Regions from separate parts of the Mus musculus genome. Here regions 1 and 3 are each linked to region 2. Evidence: chromatin loops called from intact Hi-C (ENCODE). Cell type or tissue: left cerebral cortex. All regions are shown on one strand. Links, peaks and the distances in the headings refer to the core of each region. The heading gives the core; the rest is flanking DNA.

Region 1 (4,990 bases), core at 342-4,341, 620 kb before region 2:
AGGACCTTTGGAAGAGCAGTCGGTGCTCTTACCTGCTGAGCCATCTCACCAGCCCAGGCCACAGATTTTAAGAGTTCTACTTTTACAACTTGAGTCCTACGGATTGAACTCATCATGGCTTGGTGGCAATCACCTTTGCCAACCAAGTCAGCTTACCAGCTGTTTTCTTCTTAAAAACAATTTGTAAAATGTACTCATTTATTTAACACACACAAGTGTGTGTGACTGAGTGTGTACATGTGTACCACATGTGTGGAAGCTGCAGAGATAAGGAGTCTCCTGGAACTGTAGTTACCCAGGGTTGTGAGGCTTCAGTAGGTGCTGGGAGTTGAACCCGGGGCCTTTGCAAGAACAGCAATCACTCTGGTTGGGCAGGACTATCCTTTGATCTGAACTGTCATCATTTTCAGGAATTGTGCTGGGCCTGTTGCGATTGTCACAGCCGGACCTGTTGATTATTTACCATCCCGCTTAGAAGGGGGTTGTTGGGAGAGTCAAGGGACCCTCAGCTGAATATCCCACGCAGGTGTATGCAATTTCCCCTTAATTGCATTTGGTCTTGGGGGAAGGGCTAGAGTGGAGAACAGTGAGGGGACACTGGCATCCCTGCTGGATGCAGACCTTCTGGTGCGCCGTTTTAAGGTTATCCACATGCACGGCCATTATCCCACACCTTCCGCTATGTAAGTATGATTGATAAAGTCATTGGTACTTCTGGGTGAGCTTTGGTGGGATTTGGCCTTAGGAGGAGGGGTAGACATTTGTCTCTCTCAGGGAAGGAATTTTAGCAAAAGCTCCTAACTGCTGAGCCACCTCTCAGGCCTCAATGTCCTCCCTTTTAAGGCTGGAAGATATTCCATTGTGCATACATATAGTTTTGTTGTTGGTTTTGGACACAGGTCTGCACTATGTAACCTTTGCTGTCCTGTAACTTACTAGTTTATGGGCAAAGCTAGCCCTGACCTTAGGTAATTTTGTCTCTGCCTCTGGAGTATGAGACTACAGGCTTGTGCTGTCATGTGCCGTTTGGCTAACGATTCCTAAAATGTGACCTCCTGGGCCAGCAGCCTTAGTGGCACCTGGAGCCAGGATGGCAGTGCAGACTCCAAGGTCTCAGAGATCCTGGAAGTGGGGCCCTCTCATCTGTGCTCTAAGAAGGTCACAGGGCTCAGTGATAGAACACCTGCCTAGCACGTGTGAGGCTCTGGATTAAAACCAAGAATCAAAGATGAAACAAACACCCCTGACAGTTCTCCAGGTGACTCTGAGTCACGTAGGCTAGTGAGACTCTGGCAGAGAGCATGGGGGTGGGGGTGGGGCGCACATTTCATTGTTGTTGCATCCTTGGGACGTAGATGCTCAGGGAATATTTGTTGAATGAATGCTGATGTTTATGCAGTGCTTTTCAAGCTAGGATGAACTTTTAAACACTTTAAAAGCATATGCTTGGTTAATCCTTGTGCACTGTGCTGAGTTAGGTCCTAGGGCCATTTCATTTAAAAATTGGGGAACCATAGAGAGACTGGGTGACTAGCTGAAAGTCAAAGCTTAGTCCCCCTTCTGCCTGGTGGTGCAAGATTGGTAGATGACACACTCACATATTCCAAACTTCGGTAAAATGGGAAGGAGTCTGGAAAATTGGCACCAGACAGGGCTGTAGGCAGCTCATAGAGAATAGAAGCAGACATAACTGGTGCATAACACCACTTCCCCTGGGCTTTCAGAGGGAGCAAGATGCACAGATACATGTCTCAGCCTCTCCTTGCTGTTCGTTCTCTGAGGCATCCCGTCTGTTGCTCTGGGCTTGCTGTACTGTGGGGTGGAATGCATGGCAGCTGAAACCCATCTTGTCCTCCTCATAGTCCCAGAATCATCTCCCAGATAGAACACCCATCCCCAGCTTCTTGCGTATAAGGCTCTGCTCTAAGTGAGACACCCGTATTCTTCCAATTTGGAAAAGGAGGAAAGGGGATGTTGGGGGAGACATAGCTATTGCGGGAGGACACGTCTTCTGCTCTGCACAATGTGGCCAGCAGATGGCAGTGTGTCCACATCCTTGCAACTGCATCCAGCTGTCTGAATTCAGGTCCAAGCTCAAATCAGATAAAGAGAGCTTTCCTCTTGCTCCTGGGGAGGCTAGCTCTTCCATTCCAGCTTTTGAATGAGCTTTACCGAGAGGCAGATATCTTTTGTGCTCAGAAGCCCTGGCGAGAAGCTGGAATTTGCTCGAAATTTAGCCTTTATCTTTTGGACTCTGAAAAGGCCTGCTTAGAAAACTCTGCCAGTGGCCTGTGCTGGTTAGATCATAGAGATAGTGCAGCTGCTGAGTCCAATGGCCAGCTGACCTGTTCATCTGGTCAGTACCATCTCATCTACCAGTAAAAGGAAGAAGCAAACAGCTTTTAAAGAGCAAGGAAGACTTCCTTTTGAAAGGATCTTATGATTAGTTTTGACTGGCAGGGTTACCTGAATTTTAACGTTTTATTAATATCCTGGAGTGTAAGGTTTTGTTTTTTTTTGTTTTTTTTTTGGAGACAGGCTTCACATAGTACAGGCTGTCCTGAAACTTGCCATGTATCCCCATGTGGCTTTGAACTCATTATCATCTTCTTCTTCTTCTTCTTCTTCTTCTTCTTCTTCTTCTTCTTCTTCTTCTTCTTCTTCTTCTTCTTCTTCCTCTTCTTCTTCCTCTTCTTCTTCCTCTTCTTCCTCTTCTTCTTCTTCTTCTTCTTCTTCTTCTTCTTCTTCTTCTTCTTCTTCTTCTTCTTCTTCTTCCTCTTCTTCTTCCTCTTCTTCTTCCTCTTCTTCCTCTTCTTCTTCCTCTTCTTCTTCCTTCTTCCTCTTCTTCTTCCTCTTCTTCTTCCTCTTCTTCTTCCTCTTCTTCTTCCTCTTCTTCTTCCTCTTCTTCTTCCTCTTCTTCTTCCTCTTCTTCTTCCTCTTCTTCGTCCTCTTCTTCTTCCTCTTCTTCTTCCTCTTCTTCTTCCTCTTCTTCTTCCTCTTCTTCTTCCTCTTCTTCTTCCTCTTCTTCTTCCTCTTCTTCTTCCTCTTCTTCTTCCTTCTTCTTCTTCTTCTTCTTCCTTCTTCTTCTTCTTCTTCCTTCTTCTTCTTCTTCTTGAGACAGGGTTTCTCTGTATAGCCCTGGCTGTCCTGGAACTCACTTTGTAGACCAGGCTCGCCTTGAACTCAGAAATCCACCTGCCTCTGCCTCCCGAGTGCTGAGATTAAAAGCGTGTGCCACCACACCCGAATTGAACTCATGATCTTCTTGCTTCTGACTCTTGAGTGCTGAGATTATAGACATTCACAACCCTATTTGTCTATGGAATAGTGTTCTGTGCAATGTAGGAGGTTAAGAGAGAGTCAACTGCACAGAACATTTGTTAAGTAAGCTGGTCATTAAGATGGCTGAATGTAGACAAGTAGATGTTAGGGACTCAACTTCTTGCTAAAGAACAAAGTTAAAAATATAGTTCAGGGGCTGGCCAAAGATGGAGTTTCTGTGGCCAGCACCCACCTCGGCCAGCTCATAACCATGTGTACTCTGGCTCCAGGGGATCCCATGCTCTGGCCTTCAAGGGATTTGCGCTCATATGCACACACTCTGACAGATAATTAAAAAATAATGAAAGTAAATTTCAATTTGGCTTTTAAAAACAGATTTATTTATTTAAAACCTACTTGTGTAAGTGCTTGCCTGCATGTATGTATGTGCATGTATGTGTATATGGCTGGTGCTTGCAAAGCCCAGAAGAGGGCATCAGACACCCTGGGACTGAAGTTATAGGTGGTTGTGAGCTACCTTGTGGGTGCTGGGAACTGAGCCCAGGTCCTCTTGAAGAGCAGTTAGTGCTCTCTTAGCTCCATAAAAATAAAACTTAAAAAGCAAGCACGCAAACAAAAACACAGAAGACAAAACAGAAGAGAAATCTGTACCTCCAGTAGTCCCCCAGAACCAATAGGGTAGCATGGATACCAATTTACTTATGATGCTAAGAAGTTTTATCTTTTGTAAACCAAAGGATGTTAAGTTGTATGCTGAGTGGTTTTAGGTCTGAGACAATGAATGGTAAGCCAGTCAAGATAATGGAGTTAAATGGTTCTATTCCCAAGCCTTATCTGTGTTAACTCACTCCAAGGTCATGGTGAATTTATGCTATTGATTAGAACTGTTACTTTCACTGAACAGATGGGGGAGGGGGGAAAGGAACAGGTAGACCAGTTGGCCCAGGATCACAGAGCCTAAAGCAGGAAGAGTTCCTGATCTCAATAAGCTTTCTGTACTTTTTTTCTCTCTGTTATGGTTTCTTCTAAGATTCCCTCCATTTGGCTTGTAGGGAATTTAACTGTAGGCAATGACTGGAACTTTCTTCTCATCTCCACTGGCTAAATTGGAGGAAGGAATGAGTCCTGGGCTCAGGTTGTTCCCACGTGGGCTGTAGCTGCCTGGTTCCATAATAGGGGCCACACCCAGAGTTGCTTCTCTCCCCATATCCTTGCAAACTGGAAAAGTGCTTCTCAGGCTGCACTGTGTTGCAAAGACCTAACCTCCAGATCCCCCATCCCTGGGCACATGGCCTGTGGACTGTGTCTACTCTCAGGATGTATGCTCAGGATACTTCTGTCTCCCTTTTCAACCTGGTGTCATGGCCTCTGTGACTTATGAAAAGCTTACTGAATCTTCTTCAGTTGTAGGTGCAGGATTTAAAAGTAATTCCTAGGAAGAAGAAGGAGGTATCTTAGTTCTGGTCATTCCTGTTAGGGAAGGAGTTTTGAGGAAGGACAGTGTGTTTATAAATTCTTTACCTAATTGTAAATCTTCACAAATCAACCTAGGAAGGAAATGAAACCAGAACCAGAAATGGGATAACTTTGGTCTAGACCTTGACCCACTGGGAGATAATTGTTATGGAAACAGTGGACTATGTTTTAAGGCTTGGAATCAAAATACACCAGAGGATTTGATAAACAGTCAAATGTGAGATCCTTGGAT
Region 2 (4,990 bases), core at 327-4,326:
ACACACGCTCACGAACATACATACATATGCATAAACGTGCTCAGTTTTTTTTTTCTTTTAAACCAACTATATGGGATGGTGAACTTCAGGGCATATATCTTTGTTTGCTGACTTTTCCTAACAATTTTGATCCTTTAGTTCAGATGATGCTAAAGGGTTAAAAGAAGACAGTAACTAGGGGAAGATTTAAAAGTAGCTCTTCTAGTTTTATTTTAAAATACACACTCCTTTATCATCTGTATTTAAATAGTTGGACAAGGCTAATTTATATCAAGTATTTGATCTTCATATACTTTTAAATGTTCAAGTTTTATTATAATATAAAAGCAGGGTAGCTCATATCCTCTTAGAACCAAGCACAGTATGAATAACATTGGAGCATCATGACCGTGCTTCCCCACGCTTCCCCCAGGAAAAGGAGCCTCGAACCTTCTCAGTCATGTGACCACTCTTCTTTTCTCATCTCCTCACCCCCACTTTCTCAGTGGTGCTCAAGTTTGAATCATCTAAGGATTCCATTCCCACCACTGAGAAACACTCTCAGCTCCTGTAAACCACATTTTGCTCTAGATGCATTTAATTTTGTAGGTTAAATATTCAACACAAAAGGAATAAGAGCCAAACTTTAGGGGAGGGTTATTTTAAAGGGGAACTTTCGGGGTTGGTCACAAGGACACTTGGCTATATTGTCTCTCATGGCCACCAGTCTCACTGTAGCTAGTCTTAATGTTTCTTCACATATTAAGGGTTCCACCTCGGCAATGCTTCTGCTTTATTATTATCTTCACGCGCCCTTTCTGTCCCTTCCGACAGTTTTACTGTGTAAGAGGAAAGAAGGAATCCTTCTGCATGTTCGTGCATTTTGCATTTACAGTTCACTATATTTTAGTCCCTCCCTCTGTCACACACCGAGGTGGGAATGGTACACAGCCCCTCACAGAAGGATCCAGCATGCACAGAAAAAGAGGAGAGCATGCTGCTCTGGCTTTAACAGTATTGATTAAAGCTTTAATATATAAATTATATGCAGATACATAATAAATGCTAACTTTTGATCACAGGAAATAGAAGTCAATGTTGCTGATCTCGGCTAGTGTGGGGCCGTGATCAGATCTGGTACAGAATAGAAAAACCATCTTAAGCAACACGCGCATCGTTTCAGCTAATTGGTCCAATAACTAACAATACAGATGTCCTAGTTTTCTTTTCTTTTGCTGTCCCAAGACATCAGAAGCAGCTAGGGAAGGAAAGGCTTATACTTTCCATCGCTGAAGCAATCCAAAGTGGGAACCTGGAGGCAGAAACTGAAGCGGAGCCCATGGAGGAGCACTGCTTCCTGGCTTGCTTCTCACGGGTCCCTCAGTTTGCCATCTTACCTAACCCAGGACCACCTGTCCATGGATAGCCCTGTCCACAGTGATCCCGGCACTCCCGCATCAATCACTTGAGAAAATTCTCCACAGACTTGACTGTAGGTAGGTCTATGTGATGGAGACATTTTCTCAGTTGAGCCTTCCATTTTACCAGATGACACTAGCCCTGTTAAGGTGATAAAAGAAACCCCAGCACAACAATAAAATTACGTTTTCCAGAAGTCTACATATGAATTCTAAGTGCTTATATAATGTGATCTACCTTGTAAACTTTGTGTTTTAAATTGTGCTTGTTGTAACATTAATATTCTGTTAAGTAATAACTACTACAAACTAATTTTAAAACTGAGCACGAGACAGCAATTTTATTATAGAAGCCACAAGCTTATGCCACGGGGCATATAAAACATCATTATACATACCAAAGTGGAGATGAATTATAGATTTCTACACTAGCCTGGCCTGGAAATTGCGGCCATCCTCTGCTTCTGTTTCCCATGAGTGGCATGAACTACTATGCCTGGCAAAAGCTCATTTTTCAAAATAGAAGACGTGTGTATGTCAACCCAGAAGCTGTCCAGAAATTTTGATCCTAAACAAGCTTAACAGGCACCCAACACAGGAAGGCAGGCAACTCGGTCCATTATGTAGAACGTGTGTTTGAAAGCATGTTATAGGACCCAATATAAAAGAGCAATTTTGTTACGGTTATTTGGTCACGGAGGAAAAAATACCTGTAGAGGCTTTTTCTTTGGAGCAGAAGGGGAGGGAGGGGGTCTTCAGAGGATGCTCCGTAACTGGCCATAGGTGTAGTTCTGCCCTCTAGTGGATATAGGTGGGAGAGTGGTTCAATGGCTTCCTGTGCTTTAAAGAGTAGCAACTATTCATTAGAAGTCTAGGGGTTTGTGTGAGGTGCTAAGTGAAAGGCTGACTTGGAAAATGATAGCAGCGGCCAAGGTAATATGGGTTTTTCGGCTTCGATGGCAGGGCGACTTGATTTCTAGATTCTATCCCAGCTATTCTGGTTGCATTCACGCAATGAAAAAAGGTCAGGGTTCCTTCCTCGAGCTGTCACTCTGAACCTTGCCCTTTCATGACACATGGGGCTTCGGAGCACACCCCTGAGCAGGAAAGAATTTTGGAAACTGGTCCCATGATGACCAGTCCTCCCAAGACCAGAGAAGCAGCCAGAGCTCGTGTTTACAAGTGAGGGTACGACGCGTGGGAGGCCGCTGACAGGAACATCAGCTTCTCTCTGTGTCGTCCGGGGAGATTGTGACGGCCGTGAGACCGGAGAGACTTCCAGAGCTGTGCAGAGAGCGCCCAGGCGACTCTGTGACCCGGCAATGGCTGTGCCTGTCTCTGCCTCGTACCCGCGGCCGCCTCGACAGAATGTGTGGCTGGATACGGGGATGGGTGTCCTTCCGCCCCTTGCGCCGCCGGGTGTGTAGAAAGCGGGCAGTCGCTATCCCGAGAGCCCTGGAGGAGCCGTGGGCCCCGCGCGCTCTCCTACAAACCCTCTGCATCCCCAGGACCACGTCCATTAGGGCTCGCAGGCTCGGCCTCACTGCACTTCCGCTCACCCGCGCCGAGAGCTGGAGTGCGCCTGCGCGCGCGCCTCTCCGGGCGGAAGTGGTAGCGACAAAGCTCGGTGGGCGGCGGGCTGGGCAGTGCAGGGAGCGCCGGGCGGCGGGGAGGGGCGGAGCGGAGCGCAGGAGGCGGAGGCGGGAGCAGAGCTGCTCGGCCGTGCGCGGAGACGCGCGGAGCCGGCGGGCCGAGCTTGACGGGCCCTTCGCCGCTCCTCCTCTCCCCTCCCTGCCGCCGTCCTGCTCCTTCTCCTCGGGACGTGTGGCGCCGCTGTGCTGCCAGCAGCTCCGGGTCGCCCGAGGCGCGTGGGGCGCCCCCGCAGCCCCGCGAGTGAGTCCTCGCAGCCTGGAGGGAAGGGGAGGACGTCTGGGGTGTCGGGGAGGACTCGGGTGTCTACTCCTGCCCCTATTTCCAGAAACTTCCAGGTCCAGAGGGAAGGGGGCGTCCAGGGAGGGGGGGAACGTCTCTTGCCCGTAGGGCGCCTCTCGGGCGCCGCCCGGCTGGCGTGTGTGTCGCAGGCGCTGCGGGCGGCGCAGGGGGTGGGCTAGGGTGGTGGCGGCTGGGCGAGGGTCGCCCTGCTCCTCTCCCCTCTCCTCAGCTCCGCTTCTCCTGGTTTCTCTTGCAGATGCTGCTGCTAGGGGTGGTGGGAGCAGCCGTGGGACGCGTGGCCGGGAGCGGGGGTGACAGCCTGGGATTCCGGGGTCTTCTCTTCCTTGTCCTCCTCTCCTCTCTATTCCCAGTGTGGCCGTGGCTGACACTAAAGACTTTGTAGCCATCAACCAGAGTGCAGTTTCGATGGAAAATGAAGGTAAAGGCCCCTGGCAGATGGGTTTGTAATACAAGAGTTGAGGGTGTGGTTTGCTTTTTAAGTTGTCTGTCTTTTCCCACCTTTTTATTTTCCTCATTTTATGTAATTGTTTTTTTTTTCTGCCCTTTGCATGTGAAATGTCTGAGGATTTGGTTCCCTAAGGGCATGTAGCTTTTATTTTGGTAATGTGGGCATTGCCGGGTTCTGCGGGTGACAGCTTGAGTCTGCTTTCCTGGGAAATTGTTATTTTCTTGAGCATAGGGAATGGAACGGAAGTTTTCATTTGAGATAGCATCTGTGCACATCCTTATAGCTCTTTGAAAGGAATCTGTGGATGTGAAGTGGAAAGGGGAAGAGAAAGCAGTGGGTCGAATCTCTGTATATTTGCATAGCAAGCTTTGTTAGAGTGTGTGACGGAATTAAAAAGATTTTTAAAATAAATTCTAGCTTTGGCAAAAAGCATTTTTGAACTCAGATTAAGGAAAAAAAAAAAACAAAACACAAAAAAAGCCAAAAACAAAAAACCCTAACACTGGAGTTTAATGAAATTTTCTGAGAGTTTCCTGTCTTAAAGTCCCGCCCTATTTCAAAACATCTTTGGGAGGTTGACAGTGGAACCTGTTTGTCCCCATTACACATTGTGTTTGGATGCATTTGTCTGTCACGTTACTGGACCACTTTGGCCTCATTCAAATACTGCTTCTCATTTATAGCACTTGGATTTTAAAAAGTATTGAATAACTGAATAAATGATATTTCTTCCCTCTTGAACTAACCATGTTTATTGTTTATGCTGACTTCTGGCTTATGTGTAATATTCTTTCTTTTTTCCCCCCCTCCTTTTTTGACTGGACTGCAAGATGCTAGAAAAGGTACTTGACAAATCATTTCTCCCCTGCCTCCCCCCCCCCTTGAACTGTTTGCTTTTAAAATCTTTATCGCATACACAGGAGCTGCAGTTAAGCTGCATGCTTTTTCCTCTGTTGAGAATGGAAGCTTGATTGGCTAAGTAGGACTTTAAATTTTAAAATAGGTGTTTCTTGTGGATGTCGTAATCTGTTGTGCTATTGGAGAACCATGGCATATGTAGGGGATACGATGAGAGGCAGGGTTAACTTGCCCAGGTTCATTCTAGAGGGATAATTGGTGGACTGCATTTTCTGACATGTTCAGGTGTGTAGCTGCAGAGGAGTTATATGCTAATTGGATGTTGAGGAAAGTG
Region 3 (4,990 bases), core at 342-4,341, 120 kb before region 2:
AGTAGAAGAACAACTGAATATTTATTCTTCTGTACTGTTTTTAAGGCCTGTATGTGTTGTATAGAATAGAGTTTATTCAGGGCATGTGGAGGGGAGTTAAGAGGGTAGCAGAGACCGAGAAAGGGCTCCTCTCTTGCCAGTCTTGAATAGAGTGCAAAGCCCAGAGCTACAACGCGAGGGACTCGGAAGTCCTGAGCACAAGGTAATGCTGGTCTTAAAGCAGACAAAGCTTTGAACAGCCAAGTCCTGATCTCTACAATGTTAGCTGGATTCCTGTGGTTTGCACCCACAGATCTTCCTTAGCAGATACATTACTGTTAAAAAAAATAAATAAAAGTTAACTCATTCATCTTGTTCTAGAACTTAAAGTCATTTAATTCCAGGGGACATCATTGTGCAGAGTTTGCAGTTATACTGGCGATGGCTTTTAGATTACAGTCTGACCTTTACAGTTCTCTTGTTTGTAGCAGGTGGTTGTACCCATGTGGCTTGAAAAATAGAACTAAACCCATGGCCTTTAGTTCATGTGTCTCTAGCAGCTGAGAGTGGTCTGCTGGTGGGAATGAAAATGGCCGGGAAATGTTAATTGATTCAGTTTGACAGTGCTCGCCACATCATAAATCAATAGCGCGGTGTTTGTGTGAGCGAGTGATAAAGACGGTGGTGTGGCGGAGAAGGATGGGACTTATGGGGTAGGGTACTGGGTCTTGATAATTTTGTTTTGTTTTTAACATAGCTCAGGAGGCTTGGGGTTCTCTATCCTCACAGGAAGCTTGTGTGCAGTGGGGACAGGTAGAGTGACATCAATATTGTGGACTAATTCCAATAAATATCAGGACTTAAGGTTAAAAAATATATATGTATACATGATTTCACCCAAGTGTTTTCACACACACACACACACACACACATGCATCACAAACACATTGGAAGACTTCCAACTGAAATACCTAATTTGATAGTCGTTATTTACATACTATATGGAATATGATTAGTGAAGCTCACTAGCTGATGCCATCTGTAATGTGCAGGACAGACACCATGACAGCCTTCTGTGATCTGTGACCTTCTGTGCAGCCCATGGTGTACACCCAGCATATTTTTCCACCAAGAAGGCATTTTTGTCACATCATTGTTCCACGCTCAGTGTCATGTGTTCACGTGATGCTTAGAAGAGTGTTTGTCTTAAAAATTGCTTTTTTTGTTGGGTTTGACTATTTTCTTCCATATCCTGAGATCCAAGCCCGGTGGAAGTAAACAGTCTTAAGGTAGGTCAGGAAGAGATGCCATGTTCTTAGGAAGCCTTGTACAACTCTGCCATTTATGGAAGATTGTACACAACCCTGTCTTTGTTGGTTATCTTTTTATCACAGTGGTTGTTTCTCGCAAATAGAAAGATACCAAGTTTTTAAAAACTAGCTCTCTAATAAAGATGAAGCCCCAAGGTTTCCCTAGCCCTCCACAGCATGGCCTACTGGCTGGACATAGAGCATTATAACTCACCAGTCAGCCCTCGTTCTGATGCTATTACACCCAGGATGGTGGCTGCTTCTTTTTTTTCTTCTCCTTCTCTGTATCCTTCTCCTTCTTTTCTTCTCCTCCTCCTCTTCCACCTCCTCTTCTCCTTTTCTTCCTCCTCTTCTTCTCCTTGTTCTTCCTCCTCTTCCTCCTCCTTCCCCTTCTTTTTCTCCCCCTCCTCCCTTTCCTTCTCCTTCTGATTGTGATGAACAGTGGCTTAAATAACAGCCTAATTCACTTTTAAAAATCTATCCATGTTGCTTTCTGCAGTCTAATCTAATATTAACCCAAGTCCTTCCTAATTAAACCAAGGCCATTCAATTATGCATTTTAATACTGTGATGGTTTTTAACAGTACCAAAGTGAGAGAGATTCATTAGAAAAGTACTTAAGGCAGAGGAATTCAGGTAAGCTCAGAGAAAAACAAATTCAGATCTCTTTGAATATCTTTCTTGCCTTAAATATATTGCCAGTCTCTTTAGGGAGCCCAGGAGAGTACTCGAAGAATCTCAGTGCCATTCTAACTCGATCTGACGTGTCTCAAGCCTATATATGCGATCTGGGGAGAGATGTTGGGAACACACAATTAGCTGCAGAGAACAGAGAAGCCATGTTGAATTCAACGTCAGGGGTATGTTCTTGGAATGTGTTCAGAACCTCCTTAGAGCTTTCCAGTTGTCCTCTTAGAAATAATCATATCTTTCAATACTGGAGGAGATGTGACAGAAAACACTTTCATGTTTTTAAATGTTTAAGATTAAACAGTCACAACAAATAATGTGTAATTAAAAAAGAAAGAAAGAAAGAAAGAAGAGAGAAGAAAAGAAAAGGAGAGGAGAGGAGAGGAGAGGAGAGGAGAGGAGAGGAGAGGAGAGGAGAGGAGAGGAGAGGAGAGGAGAGGAGAGGAGAGGAGAGGAGAGGAGAGGAGAGGAGAGGAGAGGAGAGGAGAGGAGAGGAAAGGAAAGGAAAGGAAAGGAAAGGAAAGGAAAGGAAAGGAAAGGAAAGGAAAGGAAAGGAAAGGAAAGGAAAGGAAAGGAAAGAGAATGACTTTTCTTCCTGGGTGATGGGAATGGGCAAAATGAGCAGAAATCCACTAGGGGGCAGGGCATCCCAGTGGGAGGATCTGAGCTGCTAGGGACAGGATTCCAGAGTCTGGGTCTTAGAGCTAGGACTCATTCTTGGATGAACTGCTCAAAACCTCTTGGACCTTAGTATCTTGTTTTCTAAAATAGAAACAAGGAGACCACATGAGACTGTGGGTACAAGAAAGCATTAGGCATATACTGTTATTCAATAACAACAAAAAAAGATGATGTTAATGACAACAATTACTAAAAAAGGCAGAGGATAGCTTGGGGGACTAGCTCAGTTTGTAGAGTGTTTTATACACTATGTGAGGTGCAAATGACTGTAATCCCATCACTACCCAGGGAGCAGGGAGCAGCTGAATGAATGGTTCAAGCCATCCTCGACTTCAGGCTCTATCCTTTATTCATCCATGACTACATTCTAAGGTTAGGGCCAGCCTGGACTACATGAGACCTTGTCTCACCCAAAGAACACAGAAAATAAAATAATGTTAGTTTTGGGGCTCAGTTGTATACAGGTTTATTGTGTCAATTTATCTTATTGAATTTACATTAGAATTTATGATGATTTATGTCTTTATGAGCCCATTTTCCCTAAGAACTTTAAGCTCCAGAGAGAATTTTTTTCCTTGTAGGAAGTAAATGGTGTTTTAGCCATTTTAATGTCTAGAACATCATTATCATATTTTTATCATTTATTTTCATTTCCTAACGGAATGATCTGCTGACGTACCAAAGGAAAAAATGGAACATAGAGATAACTTGTCTCTTAATGCCTTTAAATGTTTCCCCCTCTTAAACTTTGTGGTCTGAGGATGGTCTAGCATATTTCTCCTGGAATGTTCAATGAAAAAATGTCATCTGATGAAACATAGGAATACTGAATGCATTTTCAGGCACAGAAATTGCTTTTTATGAAATGATTACTTAAGTATAAATTCCAGTAATCCTTAGGAGCCCTTTTACAAAATAACTGTGTGTTCCAGACGCAGTAGGCAGTGCTAACTTAAGGCTGAAATAGTCCATCTCTGACAGTGAAAGGTCATCTGAATAAAGATTTAATGCCTCTGAAATTATAGTGTGAGTTAAATGGAAATATTTAATTTATAAAACCTTGATTTATATATGTTCACTCTGTTCTTAGCCTTTTGAAAGTAGCTGACTCATGCACCTGTCAGGCCAGGAAGATCAATGGCAAACCAGCCCCAGGCATTCCCTGCTACCTCAGGTACTCTCCGAGATTATAGATGCTATTCCTGCATCGTGTTTATCTCCAACATCTCTGAGATGGTCACCATCACCACCTCCAATGCTACCATTATATCCTCCACCTTGGAGAATTCCCCTTTGAAAACAAACAACCTTGCCTGCTTAGTTGATCCTGCCTGGCCAAGTAATAGAACTGGTTAGGGAACAAATTGCAATATGTTCTTATGAAACTAGAGGTGGCATGGGCCCATCTATGATATGGTCTTGCATCATGAGACTTATCATGACCACTAGACAATATAGTCAGACCAGGAAGCTGAGAAGTGTGTGTGCTCTGGAAGACCCCAAAGCAAACTTCCATCGCCAATGTACTCCAAAAACCCAGGACCTCCATAAGAAAGAAGACATCAGTTACCGGATAACGTCAGCTACAGGATAACGTAGCCTCAATTTGCTTATCTGAAGTTTTAAACCTAGTTGATAGTCAGAGAAAGGCTAGCTTCTTGTTGACAATTCAAGTTCTAGAAGGTTCTGATGCTGCTGTTTTAAAAGCCCCCTAGGTGACTCTGTCAACTCATGCTTGAGAACTACAGGCTACAGATGACCATCTCAACACACCTCTAGTCCTAGCATTGCAATGCCCTTATCCAAGTATTCTTTGATTGACTGCACTAGGACCAGAACACAAGTCCTTCAGAGTCTAGGGTGTAGCACCTGGCTCCTCTCTGCCCAGTGTAACCTCAGTCTTATCCAAATGCTAATAGGTGGCCCTGAAACATGACTGGCACAAGAACTCTGTGCCCATCCAATACTCATTTTTGTTGGCTAAGAATATCTACCAGTACTTGCTGGATAGAGCTGCAGGATATGAAGGGGTGCGGGTCGGGAGGACAGTACAGGCTTCTAAAGGAGTAACAGGATCTGCTCTGTCACTCTGGGACTATCCCAGATGACTCCATTCAAAGCTTTGCCATAATCGTCAGGGCCTCTGAGGGTCAGCACTACACCGTGGTGATAGAAGGGTTGTGTAGACCCTTCCTCCGCTCTCCATCTAAATAGGGGTACTGCGGCAAACTCACTTCAGAGTGCTCCTCCTCCTGTAACAGGTCACTATCTGCTTGCAAACACCTTTTAGAAATAGATATGTTGAGGTGAGGGAGATAGCGTGCCTGAGT

What was found. A loop is a pair of places that touch in the nucleus more often than their neighbours do. Peaks named below come from ENCODE experiments on the same cell type or tissue, not always from the same donor. Only the 100,000 strongest peaks of a DNase experiment are listed, where the experiment ranks them.
Region 1: it touches region 2 in a loop (3-fold over the local background); 4 of 42 quality-filtered maps call a loop at or near these places.
Region 3: a loop joins it to region 2, with 10 times the contacts of the local background. A loop is called at or near these places in 22 of 42 quality-filtered maps.

What each region holds. Positions count from the first base shown.
Region 1 is chr9:106,110,026-106,115,015 of GRCm38, reverse strand. No RefSeq gene overlaps it. Among named protein-coding and RNA genes, the nearest start is that of Col6a4, 16 kb to the right of the region's middle. In left cerebral cortex, for the core only: a CTCF peak has its summit at 2,033 (motif pointing right); a DNase peak (open chromatin) is centred at 2,037.
Region 2 is chr9:105,493,193-105,498,182 of GRCm38, reverse strand. All of the region lies in intron 1 of Atp2c1 (ATPase, Ca++-sequestering), which reads left to right. Gm40564 (a long non-coding RNA gene) reads right to left here and starts at 2,191. Exons shown (of 2, transcript XR_871130.1): 1 at 2,108-2,191; 2 at 985-1,539. In left cerebral cortex, for the core only: CTCF peaks have their summits at 2,193 (motif pointing left), 2,990 and 3,508; DNase peaks (open chromatin) are centred at 2,206, 3,009 and 3,949; H3K4me3 peaks cover 2,533 bases; H3K27ac peaks cover 1,975 bases.
Region 3 is chr9:105,615,112-105,620,101 of GRCm38, reverse strand. No RefSeq gene overlaps it. Among named protein-coding and RNA genes, the nearest start is that of Pik3r4, 25 kb to the left of the region's middle. In left cerebral cortex, for the core only: a CTCF peak has its summit at 2,626 (motif pointing right); a DNase peak (open chromatin) is centred at 2,628.